3 separate regions of the Mus musculus genome follow, and all the other regions are linked to region 1. The links are chromatin loops, found by intact Hi-C in ENCODE. Cell type or tissue: heart. All regions are shown on one strand. Links, peaks and the distances in the headings refer to the core of each region. The heading gives the core; the rest is flanking DNA. Region 1 overlaps Cracdl (capping protein inhibiting regulator of actin like). Region 2 overlaps Mgat4a (mannoside acetylglucosaminyltransferase 4, isoenzyme A). Region 3 holds the start of Gm39627 (a long non-coding RNA gene).

What was found. Hi-C counts contacts between places; a loop is a spot of excess contacts. Peaks named below come from ENCODE experiments on the same cell type or tissue, not always from the same donor. Only the 100,000 strongest peaks of a DNase experiment are listed, where the experiment ranks them.
Region 2: it touches region 1 in a loop (6-fold over the local background); 3 of 42 quality-filtered maps call a loop at or near these places.
Region 3: a loop joins it to region 1, with 6 times the contacts of the local background. A loop is called at or near these places in 3 of 42 quality-filtered maps.

The regions. Positions count from the first base shown.
Region 1 is chr1:37,628,903-37,638,884 of GRCm38, reverse strand. Cracdl (capping protein inhibiting regulator of actin like) reads left to right here. Exons shown (of 10, transcript NM_028096.1): 3 at 856-1,024; 4 at 6,934-7,069; 5 at 7,403-7,564. Among named protein-coding and RNA genes, the nearest start is that of 4930556I23Rik, 19 kb to the right of the region's middle. In heart, for the core only: CTCF peaks have their summits at 2,510 (motif pointing right) and 4,036 (motif pointing right); DNase peaks (open chromatin) are centred at 5,184 and 6,254; H3K27me3 peaks cover 1,216 bases.
Region 2 is chr1:37,508,015-37,517,996 of GRCm38, reverse strand. All of the region lies in intron 2 of Mgat4a (mannoside acetylglucosaminyltransferase 4, isoenzyme A), which reads left to right. Among named protein-coding and RNA genes, the nearest start is that of Gm39627, 9.4 kb to the right of the region's middle. In heart, for the core only: no CTCF peak of the experiment used is centred there; DNase peaks (open chromatin) are centred at 4,426, 4,826, 5,526 and 7,685.
Region 3 is chr1:37,496,842-37,506,823 of GRCm38, reverse strand. It overlaps Mgat4a (mannoside acetylglucosaminyltransferase 4, isoenzyme A), which reads left to right. Exons shown (of 16, transcript NM_173870.3): 3 at 8,084-8,251. It overlaps Gm39627 (a long non-coding RNA gene), which reads left to right and starts at 3,264. Exons shown (of 2, transcript XR_001778883.2): 1 at 3,264-7,058; 2 at 7,143-7,787. In heart, for the core only: a CTCF peak has its summit at 1,307 (motif pointing left); DNase peaks (open chromatin) are centred at 1,713, 4,263 and 5,903.

The sequences.
Region 1 (9,982 bases), core at 1,358-9,357:
TATGTGGAACTTACTTAATAAAGCCGCCTTAGACAGTTTTAGCAAACGTCGGCTGTGTCACATGGCAGATCTGTGTGCTCGGGTTCTCTTCCCTTTTACCATCCGGTCTTACAGATACTCTGAGAAGGACAGAGCGTGGCTAGAGCTGTCCTGGGGCAGTCATGGGTTTCTGGCCTAAGAGGCCTTGTGGGCAGGAATGAAGGTGACATCGGAGGAGCACACTCTGACCTTACCACTGGAGCAACAGCCACAATTATTTGCTCATTCTTCTTACATACCCACCCCAGCACGCAATTTTAAAAATAAAATAAATCCTTAAAAAGTAACATATTAGGAAAAACAACTTGGATTATCACACAGCTTTCACCTCCTCTGACGTTATGTGTACGTTGTGTATGAAGTATTTACGATGCATATTGCAGAGATTCAAAGAACGTGGTACCTGGTGAGAGGAGGGTTGCTTGGATTTGGATTCTTGTTTGTGAGCAGAGTTCTTGGTTCATTTTCTAGTTGGAGAGATGGTTCAGAGGCTAAGAGCCCCGGCCACGCTTCCAAAGGACCCACATTCGAGTCCCAGCACTCACGTGGCAGCTTACACCCACCTTGTAGCTCCAGTTCCTGGGATCTGGTGCTCTCTCAGCATCTCTTTGGGGAGTGCATGCATGAAGTACACAAATAGACACACATCTATACACATGCATTTTTTAATTATTTTTTTAAAGATAGAAACCAATATTTGTTTCAGGGCTGCAGACCTTATATGTCGTGTCTGTAGTATTCTGAGCCCCTGGTTTCTGCTCACCTGCGTCCCTCGCACACCTGCACCGCTAATCTTTCTTCTTGTCATCTGAATAGGAAAGAAAAAGTCGAAATTTAAAACTTTTAAGAAGCTGTTTGGGAAGAAGAAGAGAAAGGAATCCCCCTCACCCACAGGAAACAGCGCCTGGAAGCAAAATCCGGCCAAGAGCGAGGTCATTGCCGTTGAGGAGTCGGGGCCCGTGTATGACTCTGAAGATGAGCTGGAGTAAGTTGCTCTCATGTGCGTCTGGCTTGTGAGCCTCAAGAGGAGGGGGACACCGGGCACAGGAGGTGTCCGGAGCTCTTATCTTCAGTGCCTTAGGATCTTGTCTGTTTCTGAGCTTCCTCCCCACCTGGGTGATGTGAGAGCCTTGGGAGTCTCTTAGTGCATGGTGTGTCTATTAGCTTTTCCAAGCACAGGGATGGAGAAAGGTGGGGGAAAGCTGGTTGTGTACTTGCTACCTGCTGGGTGTGGGAACCGTTTAAAAGGTCACGGTAATTGGGGCTGGAGAGATGGTTCAGTGGTTAAGGGCACTTGCAGAGAACTGTGATTTGCTTCCCAGCACCCACATGATGGCTGAACCATCTGTAACTCTAATTCTGAGCTCTCTGACGCCTCTGAGAGTCTACATGTATGACACATGTATGTACATGCAGGCAAATCACTCAAAAGCATAAAATAAAACTTTATAAACTCTTTTAAAAAAAAATAAGTTCACAGGCTGGAGAGATGGCTCAGCAGTTAAGAGCACTGACTGCTCTTCCAGAGGTCCTGAGTTCAATTCCCAGCAACCACATGGTGGCTCACAACCATCTGTAATGGGGTCCTATGCCCTCTTCTGGTGTGTCTGAAGATAGCGACAGTGTACTCATATACATAAAATAAATAAATCTAAAAAATATACAGAAAGAAGTTCACAGCTATGCCTGGGAAGATGGTTCTGTGTAGGTCTGTAATTCCAGAGCTCCTGAAACAACACGGGAGGCAGAAGCAGGCCTTGCTCCAGAAGCTCATGGACGAGCTGGCCTGGGGTTTGGGGAAGGGGTGCGAGCTGGCCTGGGGTTGGGGGTGGTGAAGCTTGCCTGGGGTTGGGGGGTGAGCTGAATAACAAAGGACCTGTCCCAAACAAGCTGGAAGGAAAGGACTGCCATCGGAGCTTGCCTCTGACGCATACCTGGGTACTGTGGCATGTGTGCACCCAGAGATACAGTTTTTTTTTTTTTTTAAGAGCAAAGTAGCTGCAAAAGATTTGAACCATAACAGAAATCAGCAAAATCAGCCAAAAGCGACCAGGTAGGCTGCCCAGAATCTCACAGAAAGGCAGGACTGGGACACGGACCCTGGTTTAAATTATCCAAGAATGCCCTAAGACCTGGGACACAGTACCAGGAACACACATCTCTGGACTTGAACGATGATTAAGTAAGGGCTCATTCTCTAGAGCAAGGCCTGTGGATAACAAGGCTATGGCTTTTTGTCTGGACCTAACTAATTCAGATCCACTGGGGATGGACACTCAGGCAGCTCTGGGGGAACAATACTTTTATTTTGTAACTTGTAATTCATCACAATACAGCTGTGTGTCTCACAAGGTTGTATTTTGGACTGAAGAGAAGAGGAGGAAGCTTGAAATATCTTTTAAACATCAACTCTCATGTCAGGGTAAAATGCTAGCCAGGAGGATATCGCTCTAGAGGCAGAGAAGTTACACTGGCCACTTGGTGGAGCTGTAAGACTGAAGCTGGAGAACCAGTGGTCCTGCCCCCCACCCCCCCCCCGCCTCCCCCCCCCCCCCAAGCTAGCTTGAAGTAGAAGGGGGTGGTGGGGGTGGTAGATGCCTTGTATGACTGCAAAGTTGTTGGGGAAGGGGCAGTTCTGGCTAGCCCAGGGAAACTCTAATCCTACCCCCATCTCCTTGTGTTTAAAAAACAAGCCAGGAAGTAATCTCTCTAGCCACAAACAGGAACGTAGCTAGAGGACCAGGCTCTGGGGATGCAACCCATACGTGTTCCTTTTCATAGGAACCCAAGGAAAGTGGGACAGGGCCCTTGATATCTGTCTGTGACTAGCACACAGTAAGAACATGATTGACGTTAGTTAATGAAAGAAAGATGGTGGGGGTGCCGGTGGAGAGACAGACAGCTCAGCAGTTAGGATTGCACACCCTTCTACAGAGTGCCTGAGTTCAGTTCTCAGCACCTACACCAGGTGGCTCACAGCTGTCTAACTCCAGCGCCGGACTGTAATTACAGGCACCTGTGCTCTCGTGCACCCCACCACCACCGTGTGTGTGTGTGTGTGTGTGTGTGTGTGTGTGTGTGTGTGTGTGTGAGAGAGAGAGAGAGAGAGAGAGAGAGAGAGAGAGAGAGAGAGAGAGAGAGAGAGATTGAATGATTGATTCAGGATAAAAGAAAAAAGAAAAAATTTAGCCGGGCTTGGTGGCGCATGCCTTTAATCCCAGCACTCGGGAGGCAGAGGCAGGCGAATTTCTGAGTTCAAGGCCAGCCTGGTCTACAAAGTGAGTTCCAGGACAGCCGGGGCTACACAGAGAAAACCTGTCTCAAAAAACAAAACAAAACAAAACAACAAAAAAAAACAAACAAAAAAGAGAAAGAAAAAATTTAAAATTTAAAGGTGATTAGAGACCCGGTACAATGAGGTTCTAGAGGGAACGATGACTTTTTCCAGGTCAACACTGACGAACAGACAGTTTCTTTAGTTTCTGTGAGAATCTGTCATCAGACTCTGCAGCAACTTCTGCAAGGTCACAGGCAGATGGCCTGTGCTGGGGTGTCCTGGTGCTGGCTTCGTCAGTGACAGCCCCCTGGGTCCCTTTGCCTACAGAACACCCTGCTCTCTGCATCTGCCCTCAGTACACTGGAGCTACAGCCTTTGTTCTCCTGATTCTATATTGGCTCATAGTGATCTAGATGATCGGTTCTCAACCTGTGGGGCTCTACCCCTTTGGGCGTCACATAGCAGATATCCTGCATATCAGATATTCACATTGTAATTCATAACAGTAGCAAAATTACAGTTGTGAAGTAGCAACAAAAAATAATTTTACAATTGGGGAATACCACAATGTATTAAAACATCTCAGGGTTAGGAAGGTTGAGAACTGCTGCTCTAAAGGCCTAGACGTTGAGCTTGGAGAGATGTGTGGCCTGCCCCTGTATCAAAAGGCAGATTTATTTATTCTGTACTGTGTTCTGCCTGCATGTACACCTGCAGGCCAGAAGGGGGCACCAGATCCCATTACAGATGGTCGTGAGCACCATGTGTTTGCTAGGGATTGAACTCAGGACCCCTGGAAGAGCAGACCACCTATCTCCCCAGCCCTATTCTATCAATCTTAATCCTGAGTGGTCGCTGTCATTACTCCCCGGTTTGTATCTGATGCCCTTAACATGTAGATGGTCCATTTCCTCAGTGCAAAAACTGTGGGTTTCTAATTCCTCTGTTCATTTTACACATTGCTGGGTTTCTTCTATGAAGAACTTTCCTTTATCAGGAGCAGGAGAGATGGCTCAGCAGTTAAGAGCACTTGTTACTCTTGAAGAAGATCTGGGTTCAGTTCCTAACACCTTCATGGTGGCTCATAGCCATCTGTAACTTCAGTTCCAAGAGATCCGATGTCCTCTGATCTCCTCAGGCACCAGGCATGCATGTGCTATCCATCTATGTAGGCAAACCCTCACATGTGTGTAAATTAAATAAATCTAAAATTTTTTTTAAAATAGCTTTCCTTTGTCAACTTCATGAGAGCCTGAAGTACAAGCTGTTCAGGGAAAACAAACTAATGCTTGGTTGGTGTTCGAGTGGTGTCTGCTCCCAGAGTAGTCCCTGACACTGCCACACCTAACTGTGACCAAAAAAAAAAAAAAAAGTTTTTTTTTCCCTCTAAAAGATCATTGTGAACATTGTATTTTTTAAATTTTTTAAATTTTGCTTTATTTACACAGAATTCTATGTAACCTAGACTGGCCTCAAATTCACTGTATAGTCAAGGACAACCCTGCACTTCAACCATCCCTCCATCTTCAGAGTGTTGGGATTATAAGTGTAAGCCACCACACCCAATCCCATGCGGTACTCCAGAAGGAACATTGGGCTTTGTGCATATTAGCTGGGCACTCTACCAACCCAGCTCCATACACATCGACCCCAAACACTCTGATTTCGAATATATTTGGTGTGCCTTAGTCCATAACAGTCTTTATTCATTGTCTCATCTTGCGATGTGAAGACTTCCTTCTGATTAGCTTCCCTCTCTTTGGTCGTGAGCCCAGCCATTGCTGAAAGGTTCCTTGCTTTCCTGCACAGGGAGACGTCCCAGTTCAGTGCTGTATGCTTCCTGGCTTGGATCTTTTTCACAAGCTGTGTTTCCTTCCTGTCAGAGAGAACTTGCCTTGGAGATCACGGCATGGGTGTGGTGGCCAGGATGGCTACTCAGCTATAGTGTCTTCTAGACCACTACTGGGTAGGACTAGGAAATAGGTTTATTTCTGAGAGAATTCTGAGCAGTTTCATTCCAGGGGAGATGAAACTTCTTGCTTTATTTCCCTGTATCCTGTTTCCTGTTACACGGAAAAGCTTGGCTTGTGATGAAATTGCTTTCTGCTTTCTTCCTGTAACAGTGACTTCTCTTTCCCCATTTCCACAGCGATCCTCCTGCCTCTCACTCCCCAGTACTGTGCCATGATATGCCATTGTGTCTGCTGTAAAATTAGGCTTTCCCCCCCTAGTCTTAGAGATTTCCCTCTTGGATGGACTTTGTGTCTTGTTGGGTAACACACTGTATATTTCCAAAGACAAAATTGTAACTGTTGTTACCTTTCACACTGTCTCCCTATCCAGTTCTTTCCTTCCCACTTAAACCACATTCGTGTATCTGCCACTGTATCAGTTTTTATTTTAAAAACCATTAGCAGGCATAGTACTTGCTCAGCATGTCTGCATGTTCCCACTGCTCTGCCCAACTGATGTGCCACATTCTTCTGTCCCGTGTGTTCTGGTAAGCACACGCCAGTTACACCTGGACTGGAGATGTTTGGGCAGTAGTTAGGGATTCCAGAGGGTGGACCCAGGCTGTTGACTGTAGGAAGAAAATCTAAGTGCATGCATGTCCTTGGCATTTGGAGCGTGTGCTCTGTGGGCTGAGTCCTTCTGAGTGTCTGTGAAGATACACCCTTCCAGGCACTCTGGATTTCCACTTGCAGGCTAGAAAGGAAACACCATTGAGCTGGGATGCTCAATGGAAGAATACTTTCCTGGTGAGTGCGCGCACGCACACACACACACACAATGCACACATACATATAGTATTACAACACAGTTGGATATGCAGTAGGACAGGCCACACCTTCAAGTCCCCAGTGCCTCATAGAAGACAGGATGCCCAAGGAGGACAGGGTGGGGCTGGTGCACACAAGATGTCCAGTGCATGCAGAGGCCGCTTTCCTTCCTTAACTGAATGTCTCAGCCACCTCCTTCCACCTATTATTCAGCAGGCTAGGGAGTTCTGACGGCTAATTCCCATATCCTCTGAGAGCATTTTATGAATGTCCTGGGACTTTCTTTGAGTCAGGTCCTTAGACGTCAGCCGGGCTTCCACTCTTCCGGTCACAGCACAGTTGTGGGATACACAAACCATGCCAGATCATCCATGCAGAGAGCATCTCTACAGGCCTGCAGTTCTTGTGTCTATGGTCTGGACCATCTTGGGGAGATGCTGCTGTGCCTCCAGCCTCCAGCTTATGGGCCCCACGTTAGCTTAGCCCTCAGCCCACAGCCTCACATTCCCAGGGCACCTGAGACAGATTCCCACAGGACCCAGCCAGCACCAGACTTTCCTCTCCACAGGCTAGTGACTCGGACCTCACGCCTCCAAACTTTCGGTTTTTTTCCACTAATCAAAATAATCCACAAGCTTCACATCTCTTAGGAAAATGCCCCTTTTGTAGGTTCTGACTAGTGTTTGACGGTGAAAGGGACAGAGAAGCAACTGCTAACTGTGTGTGACAGAGGGCTTTGGGGGGATCACATTAATTTATCCCTTCTCTCACTCTGAGTCCCTAGGATCAGGGGCAGATGGAGGTGGTGGAAGCTCACAGTGGCTCTTTTTATCCTAGGGAGTCCAGGGGTACTATGGGCAGCCGGGCCCTCTCCCACGACAGTATTTTCTTTCCTGAATCGGGACAGGACCCTGCTCGGCCCGTGCGGGTGTTCTCCCAAGAAAATGTGTGCGACCGGATCAAGGCTTTGCAGGTAAGGGTTCGCTTGGCACTCTCACTGGGTGTCTGTCCAGTGTTAATCTAGAAGTTTCTAAGTGATCTCAGCTTAGCATTTTATACAGTTGAAAGTCGGGTCACAGGTTCTTCACGGGTCTCAGGCATGCAAGTTAGTCACATTCTGACTCACTGTTGGTGACTGCCTAAAGAATAAGGACAGTGGTGAGGGAGCTGGGGACAGACATTCAGGTCAGGGCACTGTGCTAGGGTGCTGAAGTTATTTCCTGAATGAATGAATCAGAGCAGGAAGATTTGTTGCTAGCTATTGTTGATGAAAACACTAAGAATGGTTACTATTCCCTCAATCTAGTTAAAGATACAATGTAACGTGAAGATGGGGCCACCGCCTCCAGGAGGCCTTCCTATCAAGCGGGCAGAGGAAACCGGCATGAGTTCTGAGGATGACGGACTGCCCCGCAGCCCCCCAGAGATGTCCCTGCTGCACGATGTGGGTCCAGGCACAACTATAAAGGCGAGTACAGTCTGTGCCCTTGAATATTTCCATCCACTCCTGACACTAAGCATTGATAGAACTCTGGAGGACCCTCCATGTCTTCCAGCAAGGTCTCTTGAGTGAGGGAGACTGCGCTGCCGTTTTGTGCGGTTGTGTGGTCAGTCTGATGCCATCTGCTCTGTGCCTTATCTTTCTTGTCTGAGCAGATGCCCAGACCCAGAAAAGAAGGGCAGGGGCTCCCTCTCCTCTGCATCTCCCCTCCCATGGCAGTGGCCAGAGCACAAAGAGAAGAGTAAACACTGAATTATATTCAGCCCTGTTCCTGAGTCCTGACCGCAGAAACCTGTTGGTTTGGGCGAGTCACATGAAGCCCTCAGGGTAAAGGCAGCCCAGGGAGTCTGACCAGCAGTGTCTGACCTCAGCCACTGCAGGAAGTGATCCCAACTGTTGTACCCCCATAGACTCCATTTCACAAAGAAACACCCCAGCATGTTCATGGGCTACTTTTGTTTGTGGTAAGAATGTTAATGTACACATATATAGAAGACAAACAGGATGGCCATTTTCTCCATATTAGTAAGCCAAGCGAAGGGCAAATGGGAATGATCCAAATGATATTGATCCTTGAAAAACAAGTAAAAACAGAGTTGGTGTTTGATAGCTGGGCATCCTTGGATCCCGTTCAACCCTGGCCCTGCCAGGGCGTTGTTTACAATGTAACTGTAGAGTTACCACTTCTGGGCTGTTTGGAATTGTATTCGGTAACCACTCAACTTAGGTACATAGAGTTCCCTCTTCCCAGACACGAGCTTGTTCTTTCTTGTAGTTGTGAGCACCCAGAATATTAGTAATGGAAAATCAGGACTGTGGTGTGGCTGATTTTAAGTCAGCTCTAGGGGTTGGCAACTCCCATGGAGCTGCCTAGAGTATGACTCCCAGAATCTGGCCTCAGGGAAACCTATCTCTGGTCACAGTAAGAGTAGGCTCTGGGGCCAGAGGCTACCAACCCACACCTGCTCTCCAACTTCAAGAAGGCCTGGATGATGGGGAAGGTTGCCTTACTCTGTGGAATAAAACTATGCCCGTTAGCAACTTAAAACACTCTTGTGTACAATTGCATTGTCCCTTTTCAGAATTAGATATGGCTGTGTGTCAGGCTCTGTTTGTGAGGCGATACCTGTGAGGAGCTACCTGCTGGTTCATTTTTGACTTTACCCTCCTTCCTCTATCTCTTGAGCCTTGGACTCCAGTCTCTGACTTACAGTAGCTGGTTCTATCTGCAATTGGCTGCATTGGGTGGGGCGGGGTGGGGTTTCGGGGAGCAGCTTCATTTGTTGAAGACAGAGTTCAACTCCAAACCCGATCACCACTGCAGTGCACAAATTTTAATTAGCCAAGTGGGGGTCACTTGTGCAGGGGCCACACTTACCTAACTTTTTTATTCCAATGGTTCTGACTTTTTATTTTAAGATGAACTCTGAGGTTGTACCAGTTATTGGGTAGTATACCAAATCTGCTTTCATCGTGGGAAGCCAACGTTTGGGAATGGTGGGTGCACGGCTTTCATTCCAGGAGGAGGCAGATGGAGCTCTGTGAGTTCAAGGCCAGCCTGGTCTATAGACTGAGTTCCAGGACAACCAGGGCTACATAGAGAGACTTTAGCTCAAAAAGCAAACAAACAAAAATGTTAACCGGACACTAATATTTAGGTCCAGTGTTCCAATAGAGACATGCAGATAATAATTATTATTATTATCTTTGTTTGCATGGTTGTTTAGAGATGGTGGGTTGTTCTTGGAACCTAGAGGATGGATCCCAGATTCTCTCTCTTTTGTACTAGTTGGTTTTGTGTCAACTTGACACAAGCTAGAGTCATCAGAGAGGAAGGAGCCTCAGTTGAGGAAATGCCTCCATGAGATCCAGCTGTAAAGCATTTTCTCAATTAGTGATCAATGGGGGAGGGCCCAGCCCATTGTGGGTGGTGCCATCCCTGGGCTGGTCGTCCTGGGTTCTATAAGAAAGCAGACTGTGCAAGCCATGAGGAGCAACCCAGTAAGCAGCACCCCTCCCTGGCCTCTGCATCAGCTCCTGCCTCCAAGTTCCTGCCCCCATTTGAGTTCCTGAACTGACTTCCTTTGATAATTAGCTGTGGAAGCATTAGCCAAATAAACCCTCCCCTCCCCAACTTGCTTTTGGTGATGGTTCGTTGCCACAATAGAAACCCTGACTAAGACATCACACACCTGAGCTGCATGCACTATAGCATAGCATCTGTGCTTTGCAGGACAGCCTGCCGACACCCACTCCAAGAAGAGGCTCACTGTATTCAGTGGGGCAGGCATCTTAGGGTATTCTCTCAGTCTTCCTTCTGTCACCTGGCAACGCATTTGCTCACTGCTGACTGCTAGTTCCTCCCCGCTGAGGTGTAAACTAGTA
Region 2 (9,982 bases), core at 950-8,949, 120 kb after region 1:
TAAGGAAAGTGTCTTTTGATGTGAATTGTGCTGTTGCTGCTGCGGTCTCCAGGGGTACTCTGCTAAACTAGTGCATTAATTGAATAATGACTCTAATTGAGACTACCATGGTAAAGGCTCAGGTCTTGGGAGAAATTTACTTAGAGGACATTAGTGGTTTTATTGGCACAGTGTTCTTGTTGACATTCCTTTTCTCTCTTCTACTTGGTTAATTGCTCACTCATCTAGTGTTTATTCAGAGCATGCTAGGTGCTGGGACGCTAGGTCCTGGTGTCGGTGTGCAAAGTGAGACAGGGGATATCCTCACTGCCATAGAGCCACTTTCGGAGATGGCGAGGGGCAGGTAACAGTGGAGCAGCTAAGACTGGGATCTTCTATCAGATAGAAGTGGGCACTAAGAGTAAATGGAGCCGGTGTGGTGTGGTGGGGGCTGAGGCAGGAGAAAAGGGATATTTGGCAGGGAGAGTCAGAAAACCCCTGAGAAAGCAGGGTGGTCTTGGAAGGCCGATAAAGCAGGGCAAGGAGGGGTGGCATTGGCAGAATGGCAGACAGGACTGAGCTCACCCTGCAGTGAGAGGGCATCAGCACCAAGGAAAGCCAGGAAACTGGATGCAGAGAAGGGGTGCTCAGAGGAAGGTGCTGTTGCAAGGGGTGCTGCTGATGGTGGCAGGTGACAGGTGAAGGCAGATGAGTTGTGCTCATAGTCCAGAGGCTCCGGATCTCAACCCTCAGGGCCCAGCTCAGCTTCTAAGTTCTCGGGATCCGGGAATATCTAATATCACTGCATGCTGATGGCCACCTTCGCTCCTGCTGTAACCATGTCTACGGCATTCATCCCCTGGTCCTGTCCCCCTAGCTGGCATGTTGGGACCTCTCTGCTCTTTCTCCCTGTGCTCTTAGGGGCCCTGACCTGATGCTCATTATTTCCCTATTGTTTTCTTCTGGCACCGCTGGTAAGCGCAGTTCTCCTAGACAGGAGATCAAGAGCCTTCAAGGGAAAGCTTACTGCTTGTTGAGTGGTAACTCCCCCCTCCTGCCTTCTGTGTGTGTGTGTGTGTGTACACGCATGTGCACACATGTGCTCCTTTGTGCACCTGGAGGTCAGCAGACAACCTTAAGGACTCACCTTCAGACTCATTTCAGGCAGGATCTTTTGTTTTGTTGTTGTTTACTGTTTGATAAGCCGGGCTAGCAAGCCTGTGAGCTTCTGGGGATTTGCCTGTTTCAATCTTACACCGCATCCCAGTGTGCTGCCTTTATTTTTGTATCTGAGCTCAGCTCCTCATCCTTGTATGGCATGTGCTTTGTCCGCTGAGCCATCTCCCTAGCCCCATGTTGTATGCTTTTTAAATTAAGCCCTCTGTGTGTGTATAATTGTAAACTGTGTATAGTGTGCACATAGGCAGGTGAGTTCATCCAGGTGCCAGCAGAAGCCAGAGGCCAGGGACCTCTGATCCTATGGAGCTGGGGATGAGAATAGCTGTGAGCTGCCTGACCTGGGTGCTGTGAACTTGCATCCTCTGGAAGACTTGCTGTGAACTCAGGATCCTTGTGTATCAGTCTCCCGAGGGCACTGGGGATACAGGCATGCACACGCCCTAGCTTAGATGTCCTCTGACTACTTGGAAGACTGTGTGCAGTGTCTTTTGGTGATTATTAAGGTGAGTCCTATATTCATTGTATATGACCCATCTGCTCTTAGCATCTTTTGTTCTTGTTGCGCCGAGGTTTGAACTATGAACCTTGCACGTGCTGAACAGTTGTGCTCTGTCACCGATTCTCAGCTACATCGCTAGCTCTAGAAACTTCTAAAGCTTCTCCTTACTTATGTTCTTTGTTCTTTGTCTTTTCTGTACTAGCTAGAAACAGCATAATGGGTAGAAGTGACAGAATAGACAGACTTGCTTTGTTCCTAAGAGGTCCGGTGTGATTAATTTCAGTGCAGATCTTTTAAAAGTTATAGGCATTTTTTTTTATCATTTGAGGAACCGCCTCTCATAGATGTAGGAAGTTCCCAGTTTATTGATAGTGTATTAAAAAAAAAAACAATGAATGCTTGGTTGTGTCATGTGGTTTAATTGACCTCTGACATCCAATCAAACATGTATTCATTGTTATCTCATCCTAGATTTTATGTGTATGATGATAACTATGAAACTCACTTTTGGTTTTACTGGTATTTCTGTATGGATTAAGTTGGGAAGAGCTAATACCCTGAAATATCTGAATATTTGTGTCTTTGTTTCAGAATAATCATGAAGTTTTTCCATATATACATTGTTAGGTTTGTATCTGTGTGTGTGTGTGTGTGTGTGTGTGTGTGTGTGCATGCACATGTGTGCGTGTGCTCTCTAAGATAATACCATTTTTTAAAAATTCTGGTTGTTCATTGCTGCAATACAGGAAACCAATTGCCCCAGCCATACCCCTCCCACACATGTCTGTATAGCTCATTTATATAGTTACCTCTACCCAGCAGCTTTGTTCAAATTATATTTTAGTCCCAGAAGATCTTGTGGCTGTTTCTTCCTTCGACATCTGTGTAGCCTTTCTTTGTCTTGTCTTGTTGCCCTCGTGAGGCCTCTAGTGCAGCATTAAACCATTCCGTTTTTAGTGTGAGTGTAGGCTCAACCGTAGGGCTTTTTTGTAAGTGTGGGTTTCTCTCTCTCTCTCTCTCTCTCTCTCTCTCTCTCTCTCTCTCTCTCTCCTTCCTTCCTTCCTTCCTTCCTTCCTTCCTTCCTTCCTTCCTTCCTTCCTTCCGGCTTTTTAGAGACAGGGTTTCTCTGTGTAGCCCTGGCTGTCCTGGAACTCACTCTGTAGGCCAGGCTGGCCTGGAACTCAGAAATCCATCTGTCTCTGCCTCCCAAGTACTGGGATTAAGGGTGTGCGCCACCACTACCTGGCTTTGTGTGTGTGTGTTTTCTTTTTCTTAAGTTAAGGAAATAGCCCTGTTGTAGAACTCTATTGCTTTGTAGAAACGTATTCATGTATTTCTTCCCTCCGTCCCACTTTCCCTGCCCATCCCCCCCACCCTTCCCATCATTTCTCCTCCGGGCACAGTTGGTCCTAACTCATTAGGAAACTCTGTTCAGTTTCTTTGCTCTGTTTTTCCACTGGCTCCTCGGGTTGGATCGTCTATTCTCTGATCCGCATCCGTGGCTTTTCTGTCCATCTGTCTGAAGTCTGTGGTTGACCCTCTCTGGTGAGTTTCCACTTTAGGTACTGTGGCAACTCGGGTCTCCATTTTGTCCCACCTTTCTTTATTGTCCCTCTCCTTTGAGTCCGCTTCGTCCACTGCTCCCATTCTTTACATGTAATTTTATTTAGGTTTTTGTTTGTTTGTTTGTTTGTTTCCAAGATAGGGTTTCTCTGTCACCCTGGCTGTCCTGGAACTCACTCTGGAGACCAGGTTGGCCTCGAACTCAGAGATTCACCTGCCTCTGTGCTGGGATTAAAGGTATGCACCACTACCACCTGGCATAGTTTTATTTTGTTTTAAAGCATATTGACAGTAGAAGTCTTGAAGTCTGTCTGTTAAACTCAAAATTTTGTAGCCCCCGCAAGACCATTTCTATTGGTTGCTTCTTATACCTCAACCAGCTTAGGTCACAATTAAATTATTTTTCATGTCTTCTTTTGGGGTGTGTGCATGTGCTGTGCTGTGCTGTGCTGTGTCTGTGGAAGTCAGAGAACACTTTTCTTTTCACTTTCGAGTCTCAGGAATCGAACTCAGATAGTCAGGCTTGGCTGCAAGTGCTTTGCCAGCTGAGCTTTCCTGCGGGCCCAGGTCATACTATTTTTTTTTCCTCTATTAGTCTAATGAATGTTGTATACATTGTATACAATGTATAGAGTACTCCATACATTGATGCAAACAAGAGTCTTACTTAATACCCTTGAAGGTGCTAGTGATCTTGTTAGCTCAGTTGTTTAGTACTTGGATTGGGACTGGACTAAATCTCAAAGTCTGTGTTGCCCGCTGTATCTGAGAGCCTTTGTAGTTGGGTTTTAGTTTTTGCCTTTCTTGTTAAACTTATGCCGTCTTGGAGGGGTTATTGTTGGTATTCTGTCTAAACTCCATCCCCACAGTTCCCTGGCAGCAGCCAGGTATGCTCTGCCCCACAGTTACCTGGCAACAGCCAGGTAGGCTTGGCCCACTATAAGAGGGGCTGCTTGGCCCTTCCTCTTTCTCTTACTCTCTTATCTCTCTTACTCTTGCCTCCCCTTTCCCCATCCCCACCCCCGTCCCCATGTGGTCATGCCCGGCCTCTACTTCTCTACTCTCTCCCTCTCTCTGCCTTTCTCTGCCTCTACTACACTCTTAATTCCCCTCCTTATGCCCTAAATAAACTCTATTCTATACTATACCATCGTGTGGCTGGTCTCTCAGGGGGAGTGGATGCTTGGCATGGGCCTGCCTAGGCACCCCCTCCCCACACTCCCCGCCAGAACATATAGCTCCTTCTCTTTTTATGATCACATCAGTTATACTCACACTGGTGTCCACATAGTGTGGGGTTCAGCTCAATCCAGTACTGTAAGACTTCTCAGTTGTGGGGCCAAGTGGACAGCTGCCTTCTGGGCTACACACACACACACACACACACACACACACACACACCCTGCCCCCATCTGTCCCAGCATGGATTCCCTCTGGCTGTTGTGCTAACTCTTCTCCGTGTGTGTGCAGGTTCTATTGGCCAGGTGTGTATGTGCATAGCTTAGACTGGCTCCGGTTGCTGCTGTGCATGCTCATAGCCTCTGGTCAACTTGGCATTTGTAAAGAGCATTTGAAACCTTGCAGAGCTGTCTTCTGGGGACTCCTGTTGAGTGTTTGGCTGGTCTGCCAGCCCATTGCCCACTCCAAATGCAGCAAGAGCCTGGGGCTAGTCTTTGTTCTGCCTGTCAATTGCTAAGTGCACTGGCAACACTGGGCATCAGATGAACCCTTTGGGGGATCAGGGAAGTTAGTTTCCAAGGCCTGCCTCCCCACCCCTTGCTGACCTTCTGACATGGCAGAACTGGGGAGGGATAAGGGTAGCTTCAGCAAGAAGGTGCGGGAGGCTTTGTGCTGTTCTTTAGACTCCAAATCCAGGCTTCTTTTTTTTTTTTTAAATGAGTGAACACTTGCCAGTCTGAACCGTCTCTGGTTTACTTCCAGTGTAACTGAAATGGCCGTTTTTGACTCTTAACCAGCCTTGTAGTTGCTTTCATGGAGAGAGGATTTGTGAGTCTCCACTTGCCTTTTTGCCAGAAGCCAGGCACCCCTGTCTCATCAGGTGCTGTGAAGAGCAGCTTTTGTAAGGGGCTCTGAAAACCCAGCCCATGAGATCACTGCTGTGGCCACGCTGCCTGTGTATGTGAAAAGGGTAGTTAGGCATTATAAGTGAGAACCTGGTTTCAAAACAAGTCCTAAGAGGGGCCAGAGTGTGGACCTGGGCTCTGCCAAGTTGGCCAGCAGCCTGTCTTGTTTATGTATTAACGTTGACAGTTGGGCCCCTTGGCCTGGGAATGCTATTATTTTCCCTTCAGCTTAGCTGGCTGGCAGCCATTTCCTAAAACAGTCTCCTAATCGAATTTTTCCAGGTTGGAAAGCTGTTCAGGCATGTGCTGTGCTCCAGGTTGTCTGGAATCTATGCTGCGTGTATTCTTAACTCTGAAAGGAAATTATTCATGGGTGACATATTAGAGGAGACTAAATTGAGAACATTGGGTTATTACAGAACATTAGCTAACTGGCTTTTTGGTGCTACTTCAGAAAGACTGCCAAGTAGATCTTGGAGATAGGAGCAGTTGTCCAGCTGTAGACCCAGTGGACGGTGACTGTCTGGATAAAGGCATCTCATCTCCGACAGCACAGAGACAGGAGGAGGACTGGCTGCTTAGTGGGATGCAAATGCCTGGGGGTTTTAAAGGCCAGCGAGAGGAATCTGCGGCAGCATTTGCAACCTTTGGCTTTCATTTTTCTGTACTAGTGGGTCTCAAAATGTAATCTAGAAGAAAACAAGACCTCTAGCCTGTTCGGGAGGCTTACAAGTATGAGACGATTTCATAGTAGTAAGCGAGGGGCCTGCTCCAGTGTTGTAAAGGAGCAGGCGTAGTTGTGAGAGTTGTTTTCTGCTAAGCCAGACATGCATGAGATTGGATAAAGCATGATACTCTTTTTCTTGTTTGCTTTGTTCTGTGTTATTGAGAAAGGGCATCACTGCGTAGCTCAGACTACACTCAGACTCATAACCCTTCTGTGTTAGCCTTCCAGGTGTGGGGCAGGCATCACCATGCCCAGCTTTGCTGGTGTTTTCAAAGTGTCCTCCTGAATTTTATAGCATGTATTTTTGATAGATCCTAACATGAATTACTAATATGAATATTGGTATAATTCATATAAAAGCTCTTTAAGGCTCACTGATTATTTTGAGAACAAAAGTCTGAGCACTGTAGGCTGGGGTGGTGGGGTAAGCCTTAGCTACATAACCATGAGACCTTCGGTTCTGAACCCCCCCCCCCCCAGTACATATGCAAAAAGCTGCCTTTTTCCTTTTGGTAATCCTGGTGGTAGTGGAGACAGTAGGCTCACGGTGGGGGTGGGGGGGAGTTGACCAGCTAGTCTAGTCACAATGCTGAGCTTTGCCTATAAGATGAAGAGCAATAGAGAAGGCACCCAGCATTGATCTCCAGCCTCCACACAAACTCGCTTAGCACACAACAAAACCATGTGAGAACTATCTACACAAAGACCCTTGTATTAATAGTAATAATAATAATAATAATAATAATAATAATAATAAATGGTGTGTGTGTGTATGGAGGTCAGGACAACTTGGAGGAGTTGGTTCTTTCCTTCCATCATGTAGGTCTTAGGAATTGAACTCAGGTCCTCAGGCTTGGTAGCAAGCCACCTTGCCTGCCCTGTATCATCTTTAAAATGACCATCATACTAGGCACATAACTTACTTTTATTGTTTACTGTAGGATAGTTGTCTCCTGTGTCATAAGTTTACTTGGTATGCAGTATTCTATTAATACAATCATAGTTTAGCTATGTAATATTTGATACATTCTCCATAAATGATTGATCAGTTTCTTTTGTTAGCACTGGGGATTGAACCTAGGGCCTCATGCATGCTAAGCTAGCACTGAACCCCTGAGCTATGTGTCTTGACCTTGATCACTTTCTCACAGTTTAAAAAGAATCGAAGAGAATCTAAGCTGATCTGCCTTTGTTGTTGACGTTTGGGGCTAAGTGGAGAAGTACTAGCAGAATTCCTAGTGTACAGAAAAGAGCTGGCATAGTTGACCCCTGGGACTTGTCATCAGAAAGGCCACCTGCATGGCTAGCCCTATGCTGGCATCTGCAAACTGGTGTGAAACTCTTAAGAGGCTGCTTGTACCTGAGTTAATTCTATGAGCCGTGTGGTTTAACTATTATCCTCCCACCCCACAACAGCCTTGGGTATTAAATCTGTGATGGACTTGCAACCCTTTGTTTATGTTGTCGGACCTCCTGCTAGAGGGCCTAGGTGTGCCCTGTACAATTCTACTGCAGTTCAGTTCTTGCAGGCTGCACCTGTTTCCTCTAGCCTCTTTCTGGATTTGCTGAGACAACCCCCTGCTGCGTGGCTGTGAAGCTCTTCAGACCTTTGTTCTCTGTCTAGCTACTTTGTATCTAAGGCACTATAACATAATGAGACCTAGCTCTTTCCCCTACTTAACTGTGAGGTTTTGTCAGCAGGTGTTCCAACCATCTTCCAAGTAGGCTTCCAAGATCCACCAGGAGGCTCAGAGGTAGACCAAGTTTCAGGAAACGAAGGAAGAAGGATGGGTTGGGTGCAATGCTGCTGCCAAAGTTCCTTCCCTAAGGTCCTAAGGTCCTCCTTCTAAGGTACCGTTCTCAGAGGTCACCTAAGGGAACCAGTGAATGCATAGGCTTCCTTACAGAACAGTGGGTCAGGGGTTATGGACAGGAGTGGAAGTGACATTAAAGCAGCCACATTGGAAAGTCTGCTTGTAGTGTAGTTATACCACACTCTCCTTATGCCTCCTTACTCTCCCAGACCCTGTGAAATTAGGGCAGAATTATGTACTACTGCAAGGGGTGACTGGATAGTCTCATGACCCTTCCTTGCTGTCCCCTCCATTGTGAGGGATGATCATCAGGCCCAGCTGGGATGATTTTGGTGGTGGTGGTGGTGGGGGGATCAGCCCCAACAAAACTGAAGATGGAGACGGTTTGGCTGGGAGGATGGCCTACAAATTTGATCATGATGCAGCAAGGGATGGTCTCAGATAACACTGGAGGTCTTTCAGAGAGATCGGCAGGAGCCTTTTAAGGGTTTGTAGCTGCATCTTTGTAGAGGAGAAAGTTGGCAGGGCATCAAGGTCAGCCAGTGGATTCCAGAGTACATGGGGACTGAAGGGTTGGAGTGAGGGAGGCAAATGGACGAGGGGTGCTAGGTGAATGGAAAAAAAAAATAAAAGGAGAATGCGATTACTCCTGAGTATGGTGGAGGAGAAGGCTCATTGTATATACGAGGGAGAAGACAGCCAGAGGCATCTGGAAGAGTCCAGGGTGGACATGACCAGCAGACCGAGCTATGCCATGTGAAGGGGCAGGGGAGGGGAGGAAGAGGAGAAGACAAAGAGGCCAAGAGATAGAAAGGGCCAGAGTAGCCAAAATGGCTGGATTATATAGGGAAGAGCCACTGGGGGAAGGGCAAACCAGCTCTGTCCCTGGTGGCAGAAGATTAGAGAAGGGGATGGGGTGTGCCAGTTACAATACAAGGGTAGAGACTGTGAGGGATGCAGGGAGAAGCTGAGGCCAGAGTCTGCTCAGATATGGTAATAAGTACCTTAGCATTTGTCCTGGGTTTGAGACCTCACACTAAGCACTGCTATACCACTGTAGTGCCAGCCTCGGATATACGAGACCCAAGGAGTTTCTGAGAGCTGTACCCAGGCTCCTTATTCCCAGGTAGGGATGGGTGGGTGGGAATCTGGGAACCTGACATGGCCTTTGATTCTCAGCAGGGAGACAGACCTGTGTAGGCAGGGAGGTAGGCACTACTCCAGATGGCCTCTGTGGACACTCCTGACCAGAAGAAGTTATCCTTCCATGTGGTCTCCGCTGACCCCCTCATTGGGGAGATCTACTGCTGGAGTAGGGTAAAAGCCTTCAACGCTGAGTTGTATGAAGTATATCCTGCATGTTCATGTGACCAGGACCTTGTGTCACAGTGGAACTTTAGATTTGGCTGTAATTGATGGGATAGGAAGAATGGGACTCGGATTCTGCTTGAGGTGTGTGTGGCTAGAGTAGAATAGTACTCATCTGAGCTTCCTGTGTGGCATGTAGCCTTATACATAGCCCTTGACTGTAGTGAGCCCGACATCTCCCTCCCCAGTGCCCCTGCCCCTCCTCCTCCCTCTCCCCTACCCCCCTCCGTTCATGGATGTTGCACCAGCAGAGGCCAGAAGAGGGTATCAGGTCCTTTGGGCCTTGAAGTTCAGCTTCTTGTTTCTTCAAAGCCAGCTTAGGGTAGAGATGGAGGGGGTCTTTATAGAGAGGATATTTGCTAGCAAGACAGTCTTAAATAGTCCATCATCCCAGAGGTGAGACCCATCTATCTGCTTTATCATGTATTCTGTTCATGAGAACAAAGCTTTTTCCTTCTCACACTCAAGAATGGAGTTCTAGGTGATTGTTAGCCATCTGACACGGGTGCTGAGAACCGAACTCTGGTCCTCTATAAGAGCAGCAAGTGTTCCTAACTGCCGAGCATCTCTCCAGCCCTGTGGACTTTTTTTGGTTGCTTTTTTTGTGCACCTGTTGGTACCTTTTCTAGTCCCCATATAGAACAGATGAGGTAAAGAGACATTCAGAGACATCAATCTGTTGTTGCCTGGGTTCCAAGGACTTCACCCTTTTGTGCCTTCTGCTTGCTAGAGAATTATTGTTTATAACACTTGGCCTTTAATGGTACAT
Region 3 (9,982 bases), core at 736-8,735, 130 kb after region 1:
TCTAGCTTGTTCTCTCTTAAACCTATCTCTGTAAAACTCTCATGCTGAAACCACCTGCATCTTCCTTTGCCTTTTCACAAAAGTTGGGCATATCCTATTCTGTCAAATCTTTCTCTGATTCGTCACTTTGTTAGCCACTCAATCAGATATCACTTCCAAACATGACTGCTTCCTTCTATAAACTAACTTTACCTTCATTGTTTGGGATTAAAGGTGTGTACTAAGTACATGTCTCTATTCCAGCCGGAAGGCTGAGCCACACCACAACTAGAAACAGGCATTTTCAGTAAATAGATGGGAATTACAGATAATTGTAGGCTGTTAGGTGGGTGCTGGGAAGATCTCTGTGCTCTCAACCACTGAGCCATCTCTTCAGCTCCACACTGTCTGTCTCTGTCTCTCTCTCTTTGTAAAGAAGCTAAGTCTACTAAAATAAGTACCCTCCTAAGTTATACAACTCTCCCCCCTTCTAATTTCACTATGATAATGGAATTTAGGTCTTTAAATGAAATTACGAAAAAGATACTGCCTCTTCTCCTAGGAAGATGAGCAAATCTGTTCGGATTAAGAATGTACTTCTAAGGAAATTAGTCTTGTAGCGCCATACAATGCACTCGGTTTCCTTTTTCGTCAAACCTGTACCCAAATGCAGTTTTGAAATAACCCCGTTAACGATGTGCTAAGAGGTGCTGGAGAGAGAGAGAGAGAGAGAGAGAGAGAGAGAGAGAGAGAGAGAGGGAGGGAGGGAGGGAGGGAGGGAGAGAGAGAGAGAGAGAGAGAGAGCGAGCGTGAGAGAGAGCAGTTGTGTTCCCGAGCTTTTCTGGTCATTACACACGCTAATAAGGATCTTGTTCTGAGGTATAGAGAAATCGGAAATGAATTAATCGCATTCCTTGTTTTATGTTTAGAAAGTGGAGAGAGAGAGCTCAGCGGTTAAGAGCACTGACTGCTCCCCAATAGGTCCTGAGTTCAATTCCCAGCAACCACATGGTGGCTCACAACCATCTGTAATGGGATCTGATGCTCTCTTCTGGTGTGTCTGAAGACACCTAAGGTGTACTCATATACATAAATAAATAAATCTAAAAAGAAAGGAAGAAAGAAAGAAAGAAGAAAAGAAAGTCTGATCACATGCACTTACGAGCCCTACTTTTCCCTGTGAGCTTGAGCGGGCCTTTTCAGAGTTCCTCTTGATGTGATGGGTCCTCTGGGTGTCCCCCGGGGTAACTCAGCAGAACACTTAGACGACACCTTTGACATAGCTGTGTACCACATAGTCTCCAAGCACCTCTTGCGCCATCTTGTGCTTTGTGGCCCGATATGTTTAGTTAGTTTCTGCCTGTGTGTTCCTGTGGGCAACAGGAAGGAGGTAAAGAAGGAGTTTAGGGAAGAGCTAACGCCATAAACGCCGGGCTTCTTGGGTCTAAGTTCTAGGACAATGTTGGCCTCTTCTGAGTGGATGGATGGTCTGTGGCCTTCCAGCTTCCACATGACAGGGAAAACCTCAGCAGATCTCAGGCCTCCCCTGTCGCCTAGAGAACTAGCATTTCTGGAGAGAAGAGTCTGCGATTCTGGATGTAACAGCCCTTCCAGCTGTCTCACATGGAGGTTAATGTTGAGGAAGTGGAGACAGCTGGTATTTTTATGAGCGTTTGCCTGTCTGTTCTTGGTAGAGATTGTTTGTAACTGGACTTTTAGGGCAAAAGTCAGGACTCCCTTTCCTCTAACAGCCTGCCTGCTTGGCCGGTAGGCCCTTCCAGGATATGCCAGTAAAAATTGAAGGGCAGAAAGGAGAAACAAAACAAAACATCAGCGGCCACACTGGGAAGAGAAACAGATAAAGGGTCTAGTGACCCCAAGGTCCTCATCAGGGTTTCCGCATGGGATGTGGGTTTAAATAGAGGAGGACTGGGCAGGGAGCTGGAACATGCACAATTAGAGCAGTTCTGGCCAAGATGGGGTCCCCCAAGGTCGTCTGAAGTCGTTAGTACTGTTATTGCTTAAATTGGACCAATCTGGTTTTTCTAAGTTTATTCTCCTCCAGAGTGTGAGCTTGCTGTTTGCATAAAGACCCTTATCGAGGTTGGTCTGTTGTGCGAAGCATGCCATTCCTCCAACTCAGAGTGGGGTGCCCGTGTGGGACAACCTTCAGTGTTGAAGAGAAAAGCATCATTGGTCTTTAGACAGAGGTGGGATCAAATTGGAATCTGATCAGAGTGGGGGGGGGGTGCGGGAGGTCAGGTTTCGTCTTTCTCCTAGTTGTGTTGTGGGCCTGTGAGGAGTCTTTAGACAAAGCAGCTCTGGAGGGCTGTTAAATATACATATTTACTCTTTTCATTTGAGATTCTCTTACAGTGTGCTTTAGCTCCCCAAACTGCCTTTGGAACCTTGGGTCTCTATTCTCACCTCCTCTTCCTCCTCTTCTTTCTTCTCCTCCTCCTCTCCCTCCTCCTCCCCTCTTCCTTTCTCCCCTCCCCCTCCCCTCTCCCTCTGCTCCCTCCCCTTCCCTCAGCCTGTTTTAGAACTTTGTCGGTGGGAAGTTGCCTCCAGTTTCTTCCAGAGGCCTGTCTTTAAGTTTTTTAGTCAGCTGTGTAAGAACCACCATGTGCGAATTCTTTTCTAATAAAGTGAAATATAATTAATATATAATTATCTCTCAGAGTTAATTCAGAGTGGGTTCCTGAAAATTAAGCCTATAAGCTTAAGAGTGGTGTTTCTGAGTCGTTCATCTCTCTGTGTGTCTGTGTGTCTGTGCAGAGTGCCAGGTAGGACATAGAGAGTCGGGACTTTTTGGTCTCATCCCCGAGGCTGGTCTCAGTACCTGGGGGCTCTCCCAGCATGCCTCAGAACCTCCTCCCAGCACGCCCCCCTCACTCCAGCCTCCACTCCCAGGGGCTAGGCTTCCACTTCCCTCCCCCAGCCTGATCCCTATAGAACCCGGCCATTTTGGCTACTTTACCCAGGCTGGCTCTTAGCCCAGGCTGCCCCCTCTTGTTCCCTGGCTCCTCTCTTGCTCTCCCTCCCTCTCACTCCTCTCACAGTTCAGTTTAGTCTGGGGCCATAGTCAGCCTGGAATCTCCCTTGTATCTACAATAAAACTCTCTGTACTTTGGGAACAGCCATGTCCTCCTTTATTTTATTTTATTTTATTTTACTTGTCATTCAGGGACAAAGCAAGTAACTAACATTCTTTCCAAGCAGAATTTTAGTTCCATAAATCTTAACTTCTTAAAGACAAAACCAAAACAAACATATGGGTATCATTTTTTTTCTTTTTTTTTTCCATTTTTTATTAGATATTTAGCTCATTTACAATGGGTATCATTTTTGTTAACTTTAACATTCACAAAGTTCACTAGTAAGCCTCTTTATCCTGTTAAATAGAAGGTTCTGTTTCTTAAAAAAAAAAATTTCTTTTCTATTTTTGGCTTACACACTGCTGTCCATTTATATGATGCATCAGGCTTTCTTTCCTAGAGTGGGTCTAAAACTTACTTTAAATTATTAAACCCCAGAAAATTGTCATTTCCACAAAAGGATCGAGCATCAACAATATCATGCTTTGGATTTTTTACACTTTATATCCCACCGATAAGGGAAACAAAACTGTAAGCAGAACCAGGTGCCCACTTAGGAAGAGGGCAGCATGAGACACCCTTAGCTTCCTGCCGTGGTCTGTGACACAGTGCAAATGGTTGAAAACAAGACAGATACAGGGCTTTCACTAGATGCTGAAAACGGGGATTGTAGAAACATTTGGAGGAGTTTTTGTGTTTATTAAAAGTTTGAACTAAGTTTCTAGGACATATAAGTAGGAAAAATTCTAAGGATGTTCTAAGAACTTCTAGAAAGTTCTTGGCTCTCTGCATCAGCATCAAATATAATGTGGGAGACTCCTTGGTATGGAAGGGTGGATTCAGACGCAAAGCGGGGCCTGCCGACCTGAAGCCTTTCCTCACCATAGACTTTGGACTGAGAGCTGCGTTCAGACAGTGATTTAGAATGCTGATTTTCTAAAAGGCATGAGCACCGCCTCCCCAACCCTTGTATGGTTTCCTGACAATGGTCCTGATACCATCTTAGTTTGGTCTCTGTAATCTCCTTCAGGATCCATTCGGGGCTATGCTCCTGTTCTAGCGTTTAGCCTCCCTGTCGTTTAATCTTGGGCGTCTCCTGGATCTTCATCTTGCTGACCTTCCACATCGTTTGAGGTTCATGCTCTTTGCTTCGTGCATTGTCTCGGTTTTGTGGAGTCTTCTGTTTCCTCCAGATTAGACTGAGATTATGTGGTCTTGGCAGGAGCACCGTGTAATGAGCCTTGTTCTTGGTGGATCTCGGGAGGTGCTGGTAGCAGTCCTGTTATTGCCAATGTGAACTTAAGAGATGGCTGCCAAGTTTCTCCACTCTCCAATTAGCATTTTTCCTGTGTAAAATGAGTAGTTGGTGGGGAGATTCTTTGAGATGATGTAAATACCTCATTTCTTACCAGAGTTGCATCTGGTAGTTAGAGTTTCCATGTTTGATTCTTACCTGACTCAGTTACTACCCTCTGCTGCTGGTCATCCCTTTGACTGTTAGTAACCGGCGTTCTCCTGTAAGGCCCTCTGCCCTCATCTGAGAGGTTATAATAGTCTATTACTGGTATGAGCTCCTTGATTCTAGTTTTATTCAATGGGTTATAATCTGTTACCATCAATAGTTTAGTTTTGTTACTTAAATTACCCCAGGTAGCTAGTGAGAGTTTCTTATGTAGTTTTGTATCTTTTTTTTGTCAATGTCCTAAAACCAGTAAGTATTATTGTGTGTATGCGTGGGCACTGTGGAGGCCAGTTTGCCTGTGGAAGCCAGAGGACAACTTTGTGAAGTTGATTCTTTCCTTCCACCGTTACTTGGGTTCTGGGACTTAAACTTGGATCCATCTCCATGCTTGGGCATCAAGTGCCTTTATCCACTGAGCTACACCACTAGCTTTTTTGGTGTGATTTAATATTACCACCTTGAAGTTATTTTTCTCCAATGAGTTCTAGTTCCTTTGAGTGCTAACTGGTATTCAAAAACCAGTGTCTAGGCACTGCCTGGGCCTTGGGGGAGTGGTGTTACTCTGCTTGCTTATGTGGAGAGTGGTCAGCTTGCTGAGCTGGCCAGTTATGTGGCTGCTCCTGCTTGTCTACAGTCTCTAGACTCAGGGACCCCACATCTGTACCCTGAGGATAGGATCTGATATCAGACCACACTCTCCAGGTTGTTTTCCAGATACTTTAAAAGTGCTATTGTTCCAGATACATTTTAGACCGCACATACGCCTTCCTTCCCCAGTTGTCATTTTGATAAGTGTTGACCTGCGGTGTTATTTAGGTTAGAGGGAAATTGTTTCACAAGCCTGGCTCTTCCCATTCAGGGATAAGAGGTGATTTCTGTCGTTCCCCTAACCCTCCAACTAACATCAGTAGTTGTTGTTCATAAATCTTGCCTCCTGTGATAATCATTCCACATTATTGTTCATGGTTCTGCTTTTGAGCTGAGGTCTTGCTCTGGTGTCAGACTGAATTCCTGGCCTCCAGTGTGCCTCCTGCTCCGGTCTTCTGAGAAGCCAGGAACTCGGCTCCCATCACCCTGTTTAGATTTTTCTCGTTTTGTGTTTATAAATGGTGTCTTGGCGTTTGTTTTCTTAGGAGTTTACACAGAGAGGTGCCTACGCAAGAAATGCAGAGTACGGATAAACTGCGTCACCTTCACTCACGTCAGTAAACAGGACACAGTGTGAACTTTCTTACAAGACTTTCCTGGACACAGTGCTGTCTTATTTGTGTCCTCCTGCATCAGGCTCGAGAAGGGGATACAGCAGTTCATGTGGCTTTGCCTCTTGGTGTTGGAAGCGGGACGGGAGGAGGGGGCTGGACTTGTGCCAGCTCATTACCCTCTCCCAGACGTCCTGAGAGTTTGCTGTGTATACCTGAAGGAGGAACAGTGGACAGTGCCTTCCCTGGTCTTAGCCCCAGCTTTACAGAGTGTGTCTTCCTCTTCTTTCAGACAGGGCTTCTCTGTGTGCTGCGGTATAGTGTTTACATTCTTATGGTTACTAAGAGCAGAATTAGTTGGGGGCGTTGTTGTCCAACAAACAAGAACCCATTTTGACTTTCATTTCTAGTGCAGTGAGTATTTTCTTGCAAGGTATTGACTAAATGTATCTATCTGTTCCTGAAGTTCTGTTAGCTTTTTTTTTTTACAAGTATACATCTTTAAGTTTTGAAAGTGCTTGTATACAGATAATTTTTATATTGAATTAAGTTTTTTTTTTAGAATTTTATGCACGATACTGTATCCTTTTCACACCCCCACCCCTTTCTTCTAATACCTCCTGTGTCATCCTTAACTCCCTCCAACATTCACGACCTCCTCCTCTTTCACTCTCGCCGTTACATGTCTTATGTACATGTTTATATGCATGACCATGTAGCCGGCTGAGTCCATTTGCTGTTGCTCACATGGAAGGGTTCCGGGGTCTCTGTGACCACCATGGTCAGTGGCATAACCATCTGAGGGAGGAAAGAAGGCAGTTTAGTTCAACCTGATTCAAGGTGGTGGTGTTACAAACTTTGAGTGTCTTACCTCAGGTAGCTTTTTTAAAGGCGTATTTATCACACATAATTTGGAAAAAGTTTCCTGGGGTATGGTGGTTTGAATATGTTTAGCCCACAGAGTGGCACTATTTGAAGTTATGATCTTGTTGGATGAAGTGTGTTGCTGTGGGTGTGGGCTTTAAGATCCTATCTGCCTGGAAGCCAGGTAGAAGAACTCTTAGCTCTTCCTGCACCATGCCTACCTGGATGCTGCCATGCTCCCACCTTGCTGATAATGGACTATCTTTCTGAACCTACTTGCCAGCCCCAATTAAATGTTGTCCTTATAAGAGTTGGCTTGGTCATGGGGTCTGTCCACAGCAGTAAACCTCTGACTAAGACCTGGTGGTAATGAACCCATTCTCATGTGCATAACAAAGCCTGAGGCCATGACAACCTTGAACTCTTTGTAAAGTTCACATGGCATCTTCCATAAAGGTAGGTTCTGTAGATTAATAGGGAGCAAATTCAAGATAAAGCAGGGTGGGGGGGTGTAAAGTTCACATGGCATCTTCCATAAAGGTAGGTTCTGTAGATTAATAGGGAGCAAATTCAAGATAAAGCAGGGTGGGGGGTGTAAAGTTCACATGGCACCTTCCATAAAGGTAGGTTCTGTAGATTAATAGGGAGCACATTCAAGATAAAGCAGGGTGGGAGGGAGACTGTCATACTACAGATTGACTGAGACAAACTCAAGATAAGAGTCTAGAGGAGGATCTAATATGGGCTGGCCACACAGAAAAGATTACCAGGCTATTGTGCAAGTCTGCTCCCAGCTTCTGGGTGGAAAACAGGTTGTCCGCATCTCCCTCCCTTTGAAGAGACGACCCGTGTTTCTAACATTCCTGATTTCCCCTAGTGCTTATGTGTGAGCACAAGGACCTCTGTGCACTTGTAATTCCGTCCCTGTACTTAGGGCTGACTGTCTGGGGTTGGATAACCTGTCATGGATTTCATCCCTGGAGAGAACTGATCCGGCCTCGCTCCTTAGCCATTGGCTGCGTATAGTTATTTATCTAGGGGTGTAGGATCTTGTAAAATTAACCCCGTGCACATTGGTACTTCAACTGGTAGTCTCTCATTATGTTGGCTTCATTTCGACAGCCATATAATTGAGATTTCGCGGGTACAAGCCTCCTTGTCACATTTAGAAGACATTAGCAGCAGGTTCTCTTCTCCACTGGCTCTCACCATCGTTTTGACCGCTGTCATTTGTTCTTTGTATTTTGAGCATATTTGACTATAATAGTTTACTTCTGTTACCACAAGAAACTTCTTTGATGAGGGGTGAAGAGGGACAGTTAGAAATTATAATTGGTTTGGGAAAACGGCAGTACTGCCTTCCCCTCCAGGAGGCATGCCTAGCCTCCTACCGTAAGGTGGAACAGTGTATTATTTTATTTTAAATACATATACTAAAAGACAAAGGATACTAATCGTTTCTTTTTTCATTTTTCCTCTAGAAAAACTAATTGCTTATCAACGAGAATTCCTTGCTCTAAAAGAGCGTCTTCGAGTGGCCGAGCATAGGATATCTCAGCGCTCCTCGGAGCTAAACACCATTGTCCAGCAGTTCCGCAGAGCTGGAGCAGAGACTAATGGAAGTAAGACAGCTCTGAGTACAATCTCAGGTACTTTAAAAGGTGTACGTGTTCACAGATTTGTATGGAACAGGACCTGCGAGGTTTGTGAATAGTTTAGCAGCCAGCACATGTTGCCCTTTTCAGGAAGAAAGATCTTAACATTTGCCATTCTGGTGGATTATAAATGCACTTTTATTCATTGCTGGATATGATTTTGATATGCACTGTTACATTTCAGTCGCATACATTTTTATCAGTCGTAGCGAAGAGCCTGTATCTTTTCAAAGCGGTCACATGGGATTCAATTTTAATTTTGGGGTCAGCGAGATGGCTCAGTGGGTCACATCAGCTTGATGCCAAGCCTAACAACCCTAGTTCAATTCCCAGGTCCCACACGGTGTACAGGCTGAATCCCTTCCCACATTGTCCTCTGACCTACAAACATATACACACATGCACACGAATAAATGTTGTAAAATAAATAAATTTTAACTTTTATTTCAGCATGCTTATGATATAACCAATGCTTGATCTTAGATGGCTCCTGGGGAATCTGTAAGCTGCTTGAACAGTCCTTGTTCTTGCATCTGAGTGATACTAGGGAAGAAGCCTGGGTTACAGTGCATACCTGGAAAGTATCTGAGTATTCCCTCCTTGGGGATTCTGGTCACTGGTGTCCTGCCTCTCCTGATCGAGTTGTTCCCTGTTTTTATACCAGTGTCCTGGGCTCCGGGGCTCCTTCTACATCGGTGCTTTAGACTCAGTTTCATGGTCTCTAAACAGAGCCAGGCAGGGATGCCTTTCATCTTGGTATCAACACTGGCCCTCAGTGTTAAAGTTTTGTGTTTCTCCCTCTCCTACTGAGGATGCTGGTGTATTTTGTCACTATGTAGCATTTACAATTACAGGCCGATGCAGCTGAAAGGAAATCGCCCAGGGATTTCTGTGAACTCTTTTTTTTGTTTGTTTGTTTCATTTTAGTCTTTTTAAAACAAATGTTTACTCCTTGAAATTATACTATTGAGCATTTTTACCTTGTCATTTTGTTTGTTTGGTTTTTAAGCCAATGATTTGCTCTGTAGCTCTGGCTGCCCTGGAACTTGCTATGTGGACCAGACAGGGCTGGAACTCACAGAGATCCACCTCCCTTGGGCATTAGAGGGCTGGGATAAAAGGTGCACACCACAGTGTCTGACGTCATTATTCTTCAAAATACTATTTGCATTAAAATTTTATTTTAATGGTCTAAGATTTTACTCTATGGCACAGGCTGTTCAAGAAGTAACTTATGTAGCCCAGGCTGGCCTCAGACTTGTGAGCCTCCCGATTCAGCCTTGCAAGTGCTTAGGATTAGCCGTGTGTACTCCCCACACCAACTGAAATACTTTTCTAGCTAATGTGCTAATCATAGACCACAGCAAATGAAGCATTTCCTTCTATAATTAGCAAATGAATGTTTTCCTGGGTCACTTTTGCCCTTCCAAATCACAGCTCTGTGAGAGACATTTTTGCGAAGCGTTTGGTTACATTTCTGGCAGCCCTTGTGATCTTCATTAGATTATGTTTTGATGGCAGGCGATTTCCAAACACACCATTTCTGGAACAAGACAGAAAGCAATTAGGTATTTGTGGAACGAGTGAAAGCTAAAATCATGGAGAGGAAACGACTGAGTCACAGGACAGACTGTGTTAGGGCCTTTGATCCTGCTGACTATCTAGGACAGGCATCACACCGTGACTGACAGCATCCTTCAAAGGGCTGCTGCTTGCTGGAGTGGA